2 separate regions of the Homo sapiens genome follow, and region 2 is linked to region 1. A link is an interaction called in ENCODE POLR2A ChIA-PET data of the cell type or tissue named here. Cell type or tissue: A673. All regions are shown on one strand. Each heading gives the region's core, and the rest is flanking DNA. Links, peaks and the distances in the headings are about the cores only.

Region 1 (4,389 bases), core at 221-4,220:
TCATTTGCCCTTATTGTATTTGTTCATATCCTCCTGTCCAAAACCTAGTCACTTGGCCACATCTGTCTGTAAGGAAGCTTGGGAAATGAAGTTATTAGCTACATGGAAAAAATGGCAGGGTCAGTGAATCGGAGGTCTGGATCAGGTCAAAGAATTGTTACAACTGGACTTCTACTGTAATGGAGATGGAAGGGCAGGAAATTGTGGCCAGACGTGGGATTCTTGAATTTAGGATTTTGGAAGTGGCTGTGGTGGCGCGTAGGCTGAGGTACAAAGGTTAAGAACTGAGAAGTCAGAGTGTTGGGGGGTCATCGGCATGAACACTGACAGTCCTCAAAAAAGGACAGGAGCAAGTGGGAAGAGGAAGACCAGGTGCTGAGGTTAGGGGCTCCCTGTAAGGGAGAGGGGTTGGTAGGAGGGCGCAGCATGTATTCTGAGCTTCAAAGAAGGGGAGATTTTGGAGTAGAACGGAAGAGGAATGGTTTAGAAGTGGCAGTGGAGAACAAGGAGGAAAATCCTTCTTCCCACCTTCGGATTCTGAGGCGGTTGGTGGCTAAAGGAGAAAGCAGTTTCCACTTGAGAGTGAAATAGAGGTTGTCAGAGTCTCAGAAAATCTGAAATTATTATTATTATTATTTTTTAAAGGACAGGTTCTTACTCTCTCACCCAGGCTGGAGTACAGTGGCATGATTGTAGCTCACTGCAGCCTTGAACTCCTGGGCTTAAGTGATCCTCCCACCTCAGCCTCTGAAGTAGCTGGGGCTACAGGCACGTGCCACCATGCCCAGCTAATTGTTTTTATTTTAGAGACAGGGTCTTGCTATGTTGCCTAGTCTGGTCTTGAAAACCTAGCCTCAAGCGTTCCTCCCACCTTGGCCTCCCAAAGCTCTAGAATTACAGGCATGAGCCACCACACCTGGCCTTAAAATGTTATTTTAGATTAGGCAATATCAGTTGAAAGATGGGAGAAGAAAGAAGAAAAAACGGGTATCAGTTGAAAGTTGGGAGAAGAAAGAAAAAAAAGGGAGATTAAGCAATAGAGAGAAAATTCAAAACAAGACATTGGGAATACCAAGGAATTTACTGACCACTGATCAGGAGTTCTAGAGGGCATAGTAAAAGGGTTTGGCAGAGAGAGACTGGGCAGAGAGAATTGGGCTAGATTTGGGGCTGACAGAGCCAAACAGGGTAGGGGTTCTGGATGACAAATATATCTGAAAGCTTTGGCTTGGTCCTGGAAGTGACTGTGGTCAACAGAGAGACAGAACCCAAGGATCTTGGTTGCCCACCTTTCTACAAGAGGAATCAGGACAAGGAATAGACCTTGGTGCCTACCTGAATGGTTTCAAGGCCTTTGGTGACTGATTCCTATGGCTTAAGGGGGGATGTGAGTGGTGGCTAATCCCATGGGAGATGTGTGGGAGCAGAATAACTAATGGCCCCACAAAGAGGTCCACGTCGGAAATCACAGAACCTGTAAGTGTGTTGGGTTACACTGGCAACAGAGAATTAAGGTTGCAGATTGAACTGAGGTTGCTAATCAGCTGGTCTTAAAATAGGGAAATTCTCCTAGATTATCTGGGTGGGCCTGGTATAATCTCAAGCATCCCTAAATGTGGACAAAGGATTCCAAAGAGATAACTAGACTGATGGCAGGGTGAGAAGCCTTGGCCGGATGGGGCTGGCTTTGAAAATGGAGGAATGGGGCCATGGGCCAAAGACTGTGGACAGCCTTTAGAAGCTGGAAAGGGCAAGGAAATGAATTCTCCCCTAGAGACTCCAGAAAGGAACGCAGCCCTGCCTGCTGACATGCCTTGATTTTAGCCCAGTGAGACCCATCTGGAACTCCTGAACTACAGAACTGTAAAATAATTAATTTGTGTTGTTTTAAGCTGGTAAATTTGTGGTAATTTGTAATTAGAAAACTAATACAAGATGAAAGGCTCTCTTCTGGGTGACTGCTCCTTCCCACAGGGTGAGATGCTATGACAGCTGGTGAGACAGAACATTTATTACACCACGTTTCACCAGGGGGCGGAGTTAATGCATCAACAGGAATGTTCCTCAACAGCTTTGCCTCTTTCCCTCCTGCCCTCTCTCATGAGGGTGCACACTTGGACAGGACTTCACCTTCCCACCTCTTCCCTGGGGGATGCATGCTGTTTCTCTCACCGTTTAGTGGCTCAGGCAGGACAGAGAGAAGGCCCCTTTTGGGCTTGTGTCTCGATAGCATTCTCCAGCTCAGCCTTGCCAGAGAGGTCAGAGTGCTGTGGGTTCCCCGGCACTTGTCTGGCTGTTAATACAATCGATGTTTTGGTTTCCTTTTTGCTCCTTGTTCTCTGGACACCTTCTCCATTGGCCAGACTCAGAGGGGCAGAGGGATGACGTGCTGGTGGCCCTCCCTGGAGCTGTGATGGTGAAGTCAAAGACTGGCCTTGGGGGACCCAAATACAGTGGATTTTAACAGCAAACACTCTAAAGGTAACTCTGACCTGCAGCTGCGTGGGTGCAGCTGAGGCTGGAATGAAATTATCCCAATTCCACTTGGGTACAGAGCATAAGGCTGTGAAATTTTGGCTTCAGATGATGTGTGTTAATATTTAGTAGGTGATGCTAGGTTGGCTGTCCAACTGATTGTCTAGTTTGGTTTCTTTTATGTTGTTGTTCACTTTTTTCCTAGTTTTCATTTAACACGTTTCTCTTGTTCTTTTTTCTCACCCACAGATGCAGGTCCCAATGTGTGCTTTGTTTTGAACTGCATTTAGGGTGGCAGGAAGACTCAGGAGGGATTTTGTTTATGGCCTGATCACAGGCTCCTGGGATTATTTCCTACCACGTAGTCTCAAAGTGGCTTGGGGTTGTACATTTATGAAGCTCCAGCCAGGGTTTCAGATTTCAGAGTCCCACTGTGGGATTAACCACAGAGGTGTGGTCGACTTCATACAGATAAAAATAATGGGATCCTTTATGTGGAGGAAATGTCACTGGGTGAAAGTGAAGAAAAACTCCATGGAATTACTATAAACTTGAAGAGTATGGGAGAAATGAACAAGTCCTGTACCTGGAAAACTCTTTAGAAATCATATTTTCCTAAGAATCAGGGAAACGTGGGGTTCATATAAGGTACAAGTCTTGGTCTTATAGTGAGACAAGTCAGACAGAAAGGGAAAAGAAAAAAGAGGGCAGTTCTGTTGATTGAGTTGGGAGAAAAGATGAGATTTTCTCAGGAGAAAGTTTGAGTTCATAGAGCCCATGCTTGAGATACATTAAAAGAGAAGGGAAATGGCTCTATGCCTAGATAGTTTTAAGGATGGAACTAGAAGAGAGCAGAATATTTATTTATTTCTAGATCACGGAGGGTGAATGGGGCCTGGAGAGATTTAACAACGATGCAAAACAGTTTGAGGCCGCTAGAGGGAGCGTTGACCCAGTCACTTGCACAGAGTGAGGGAAGACGAACAGGAAGTTTAGTGGTGAAACATTATTAGGTAAGTTTCAAAGGAATGCAGGTTTTTTTTTTTTTTAATGGGGGTTTGGGGGCTGTTATTGCCCATGTCCTGAGGAAGCATGCCACAGAATTACTGAGAAGATGAAATACACTCTAAAGGGAATTCATGCGTGAAATAAATAGATCTAGTCACGTCTGAGATTCTATGTTTTCTAAAAATTTTTAATTTTTTAATTGACAAATCATAGTTGTATACATTTAAGGGGTACAATGTGATGTTTCGATATATGTATACATTGTGGTATGATTGAATCAAGCTTAAACTTCTAAATATCATAAGATGATAGAAATATCCTAAGCCCCCACTTTGAAAGAAGAGGCTGTATACATGACCCCACCCTCTGAAGGCAAACTTAATGCCAACATTAGTCACTCCACGAGAGATTTCTCCCACTTGTGAAGTCAAGGCTTTCTCTCTTCTTGCAGATACCACTTAGTTTCTGCCACAGTATGATGCTGGCATTAGCCATGGGATTCCTGCACAGCTCAAGTGCCCCATGTGTCTTTTGAGCCTTGAGGAGGAGACTGACATGGAGATGCCTTGCCATCCCCTCTTCCAACGCAACTGAACCTTCCCTGGTTAAGCAAGACAAATTCCTCCCGCTATGCTGCCGTGAGCTGCTCACTGATAATGACATGTAGGAGGAACACAGATGAGATGAGGCCCACAAGCAGCAGCAGAAGTGTGGCTGGAGAACCTGCATGGAGCCAGGTATACCTGAGGCACTGCGGCTGAGCGCTGGCCCTCCATGACATCTCTCTCTGCACCTTGAACCTGTGTAGAAGGTTTTTTTCTTCCACCTTCTACCCCTGCAAAACAAACAAACAAACAAACAAACAAACAAAACAACCCTTAAAAGCCCCACAAAAAACCATGCACT
Region 2 (4,389 bases), core at 123-4,122, 83 kb before region 1:
TTACTTTTATACATGTCTTATCCTCTATTTGAGTGTGAATGAATTGGAGACAGAGCTTGTTTTTTTGTTTCAAACCACATAAATGCCCAGTAAATATTTCTAAAACTTTATTTGATAGGGAGAGAAGGGTACTAATTGTGAGCCAGTGTCAACATGTGTACCTGCCTGATTGTGTGTTCTGTAGTTGAGGTTTTTTGGTGAGTCTGAATGTTTATTATTCACACTGTTGTGGCTACACAATTACATCCATACCTATATTATCATGGTAGTTTACTCTGTGCTTTGAAATCCATTTTTAAAGTTGAAAATTCTAATAGTCTCTACCCCCTCCATAGGCTCTTTTTGCTTTCATGGCCCTGTCCTTCATTCGTGATGAGGTCACCTGGCTGGTTCGCCACACAGAGAATGTCACCAAGACAAAGACACCTGAGGACTATGCTGACTCGTTAGTACTTGACATGGCTAAGAACCTTGTCCTTAGATGGACTGGGGACAGGGAGGCATCAGATGACCTTAGGAGGTCTCAATTTCTGCCCTGATATCACTGTGTTTGTCTCAGTTCATATTTCTAGTCTTATTCATCTCTGTTCTCATCCTAAACTTTATAGGAGCATTGCAGAGCTACTTTTCTTGTTGGAGGGGATTAGGTCTCTGGTCCGAAGACACATCAAAGTGATACAGCAATACCACCTTCAGTACTTGGCAAGATTTGATGCTCTTGTGCTCAGTGACATCATTCAGGTATGATATTTAATTGATTATACTTTGGAAATTTCAGGATGATCCCTAGTGATTTTCCTATTGAAACCACTCTGGCTGAATCTCATGCTCTGTAAGTTGGGTGTCAAAAGGTCCAATCTAGGCTGGGCGCGGTGGCTCACGTCTGTAATCCAAGCACTTTGGGAGGCCTAGGCGGGCAGATCACGAGGTCAGGAGATCGAGACCATCCTGGCTAACATGGTGAAACCCCGTCTCTACTAAAAATGCAAAAAAAATTAGCCGGGCATGGTGGTGGGCACCTGTAGTCCCAGCTACTCAGGAGGCTGAGGCAGGAGAACGGCGTGAACCCGAGAGGCAGAGCTTGCAGTGAGCCGAGATCGCGCCACTGCACTCCAGCTTGGGCGACAGAGCGAGACTCTGTCTCAAAAAAAAAAAGGTCCAATCTGCCCCTTCATATTTGTTAAAAGAAAAAGAAAGGACTAATAATCTCAGCCGTCTTTTTTTCCCCACTAAGTGAAATTACATAGAAATAGGAGAGAAAAATAAAGAGAAACTGGATGTTAGAATGGCAGGGAACCCGGAAAGTTTCCTTCATCTCTTGCTTGGCTTTTTCTCTCTGTTTTTAACACTTAGCAATTCTTTCTACCTTCATACGCTGACTGAGCCTCATGGTCCTAGTTTCTGTCCTAGGGAACCTGTGCCCACTTGACAGTAACTGCAGCTCCTTTTTTAGAACTTGTCTGTGTGTCCAGAGGAGGAGTCCATCATCATGTCCTCATTCGTCAGTATCCTCTCCTCTCTGAATCTCAAACAAGGTAACTGGAGGGAGGTGGGGGAGGCAGGACATATGTGAGGATGAACATCTTTTATCCGGAAATATTGATCTTTGAGCCAGGAAGTAGGACAAGATGTTTTTGAAGAGGATCTACCATTCTATGTAGTTGGATATTGGTGTGCTGTTTATTGTTTCCTTTTATACTTCCGTTTTTCTTGCAGTTGATAATGGAGAAAAATTTGAATTCTCAGGATTGAGGCTGGACTGGTTCCGCCTACAGGTAATGATCTGTTCCTGTTAAAGATTCTCATCCTCAGATTCTTCCTCCCCCACAATCCCTTCTCTTTTTATCTCCTAAATTTGCTTTATGGAGTGAGTCAACTTTGAAAACTGCTAATTGGACAAGACATACTCAGGCCAAACTGTAATTCCAAGGCTGGGGGCCTTTTTCATTCATCTTATTTTTCTCCACACTTTCCCAACTCCAACCGCAGGCATACACTAGCGTGGCTAAGGCCCCTCTGCACCTGCATGAGAACCCTGACTTAGCCAAGGTGATGAACCTCATTGTCTTCCACTCCCGAATGCTGGACTCCGTAGAAAAATTGCTGGTGGAAACTTCTGATCTGTCTACTTTCTGGTATGTCTTGGTTCAGAGCTCTCTTTAAAAAGTTTTATTGTTTCCTTTTTTCATTTTTTTCTCCATTATGCCACTTACTTCAAAGAATTTTGTTTAATTTTTTTTTTTTTTTTTTTTTAAAGAGACAGATCTCACTATGTTGCCCAGGCTGGTCTTGAACTCCTGGCCTCAAGCAATCCCCCTACCTCAGCCTCCTAAGTAGCTGGGATTACAGGCGAGAGCCACCAAGCTCTGAACCAGAGCTCTTCATCAATTCATTTGCTCTCTTGCCTGGCCTCTGCGGAGGACTGTCATTCCCCTAGACAATTGGAAAGTGTTGCTGTTTTTGAGATCTCCTTAAGGTGCTCAAACTCCGCAGCTCACTTGTGTCAGCTTTTTACCAATAATCTTAAGTGATAGGAATTTGAAGTTGATTCCTTTTGTTCTGTATTCTCTTTTGTTCTTTTGTGGAAAGCCATTTGGATTTTACATAGTCTTCGCTTCTCTGGGGTAGTTAGCCCATATGTCTAGTTTCAATCTCCTCTCTTTGGAAACGTCTTCAGATTTTTTTTTTTTTTTTTTACTCTAGGAACATTGTGATTTAAAAGAAACAGGAAAAACTTTGAGTTTTAGTGGACAGGAGTGAAAATAAGTGAGAGGCCTAGAGAATAGGGACTTTGGAGAATGAGCTGAATGAGTTTGTCTTTCTTAGATAGCACTTGACGTTTTTAGGTGACCACTGTTGTACATAATTCCACCCTTTGAAGGATCAAACAAGGAGTATGTAGCTTACTCATTCATTCAACAAAACACAATGTGTTGTCTCTGCCTTCTGTAAGCAATGTAGTTGGGGAGATATAATACCTATATGTGAAAAGGACATCAACATAGTACTTGCAAATGTAAGAAAGTGTAAAAGAGTACATGAAGTTGAGAGGACATGGGTTGAGGAAAGATCAGTCTCATGGGATTAATTTGAGAAGATTTTCTGGAGCCTGAGTGTTAAATTTTGAGAAGAATGTGAATTAACACTACTGAAGGACTTCTAAATTAGGGGGAATGGCCCAAATCATGCCAAGGTTCTAAGGGAAGAATAGCAAATTTTGTGCAAGGAAAGGGAAGAAGATTATCATTAAACTTGCCTGGGGTCCTTTATAAAAGTCTGGAAGGATTAAGTTTCTTGGGTTCCGTTCTATCTTAAGGGTTACAGAAATTAAGGAGAGAGTGGTAAATATCGGTAAATGTTTTTTGAAAGAATGAATATCCTCTCCGCCTCAAAGGGACTAGCTCTTAAACTCTATTTTTCTTTTCCTTTATTTTTCACTCACCACTTTACTAATAAGGACTAAATCTTGATTTAAAGTCTTCCCGTTTCTCTGCAGCTTTCATCTTCGTATCTTTGAGAAGATGTTTGCCATGACCTTGGAGGAATCTGCCATGTTGCGTTATGCCATTGCTTTCCCCCTGATTTGTGCTCACTTTGTCCACTGCACTCATGAGATGTGCCCAGAGGAGGTAGGTATCCTGATCTCCAGACCCTGTCATCTTTCTAGTCATCATCCTTATCACCCAAAACACAATTCCAAGGGTTGATTTTGGTCCCAGAAAGGGTATAAACATAGATGTATGATATGAGTCCCTAAATATCTCAGCTTGATGTATCCTGTCTCTGGGCCTCAGTTTCTTCTTCTGTAGGAATGGGTAGGAATCTTCTGTAAGATTCAGGCAAGGGATGAGAGCAGTATTGTGAGGAAGAAGTGGCCGTGCTGGTGATGACAGTCTCTTCTTTGGTCCCTCTTTCCCATAGTACCCCCACCTCAAGAACCATGGTCTTCACCACTGCAACTCCTTCCTGGAAGAGTTGGCCAAGCAGACCAGCAATTGCGTCCTGGAGATCTGTGCTGAGCAGCGAAACCTGAGCGAGCAGGTAGACTCAGCCCTCTCTGTTTCACTCTCCCCTCTGCCAGCGCTCAGTGCCTTCCCCTCTATCTAACTTTGTTTCCCTCTCAGATGCCAAGCTCAGTAACTCTTTCTCTGAAGTAGGGCTAGGGCCTTTCTGTACTTGAGTTTATGGCAGAATTCTTTTCTTAGTGTAGTCCCTTCAGTCTTTCCTCCCTTAGGACTGGATAGAAGTGTCTAAAAATACTCTTATTTGAACAGCTGCACTCCAACAAAATCTGTGCTCTCACTTGAAGAGTTCTGAGAGATGAGTTAACTTTCTAATTTACCCCTCCTCTCTTTGCCCTGCGTACACATACTAAGGACAGTGGCCCCC

Evidence for each region. ChIA-PET counts read pairs that join two places held together with the same protein. Peaks named below come from ENCODE experiments on the same cell type or tissue, not always from the same donor. Only the 100,000 strongest peaks of a DNase experiment are listed, where the experiment ranks them.
Region 2: POLR2A ChIA-PET joins it to region 1 with 9 read pairs; 3 of 35 experiments call an interaction of 5 or more read pairs at or near these places.

Annotation. Positions count from the first base shown.
Region 1 is chr12:54,599,964-54,604,352 of GRCh38, forward strand. No RefSeq gene overlaps it. Among named protein-coding and RNA genes, the nearest start is that of PPP1R1A, 13 kb to the left of the region's middle. In A673, for the core only: CTCF peaks have their summits at 2,053 (motif pointing right), 2,255 and 3,413 (motif pointing right); DNase peaks (open chromatin) are centred at 2,028, 2,878 and 3,418; H3K4me3 peaks cover 1,119 bases; H3K27ac peaks cover 3,214 bases.
Region 2 is chr12:54,517,198-54,521,586 of GRCh38, forward strand. It overlaps NCKAP1L (NCK associated protein 1 like), which reads left to right. Exons shown (of 31, transcript NM_005337.5): 12 at 336-445; 13 at 609-741; 14 at 1,454-1,535; 15 at 1,717-1,775; 16 at 1,990-2,135; 17 at 3,497-3,629; 18 at 3,922-4,041. Among named protein-coding and RNA genes, the nearest start is that of NCKAP1L, 22 kb to the left of the region's middle. In A673, for the core only: no CTCF peak of the experiment used is centred there; no DNase peak of the experiment used is centred there.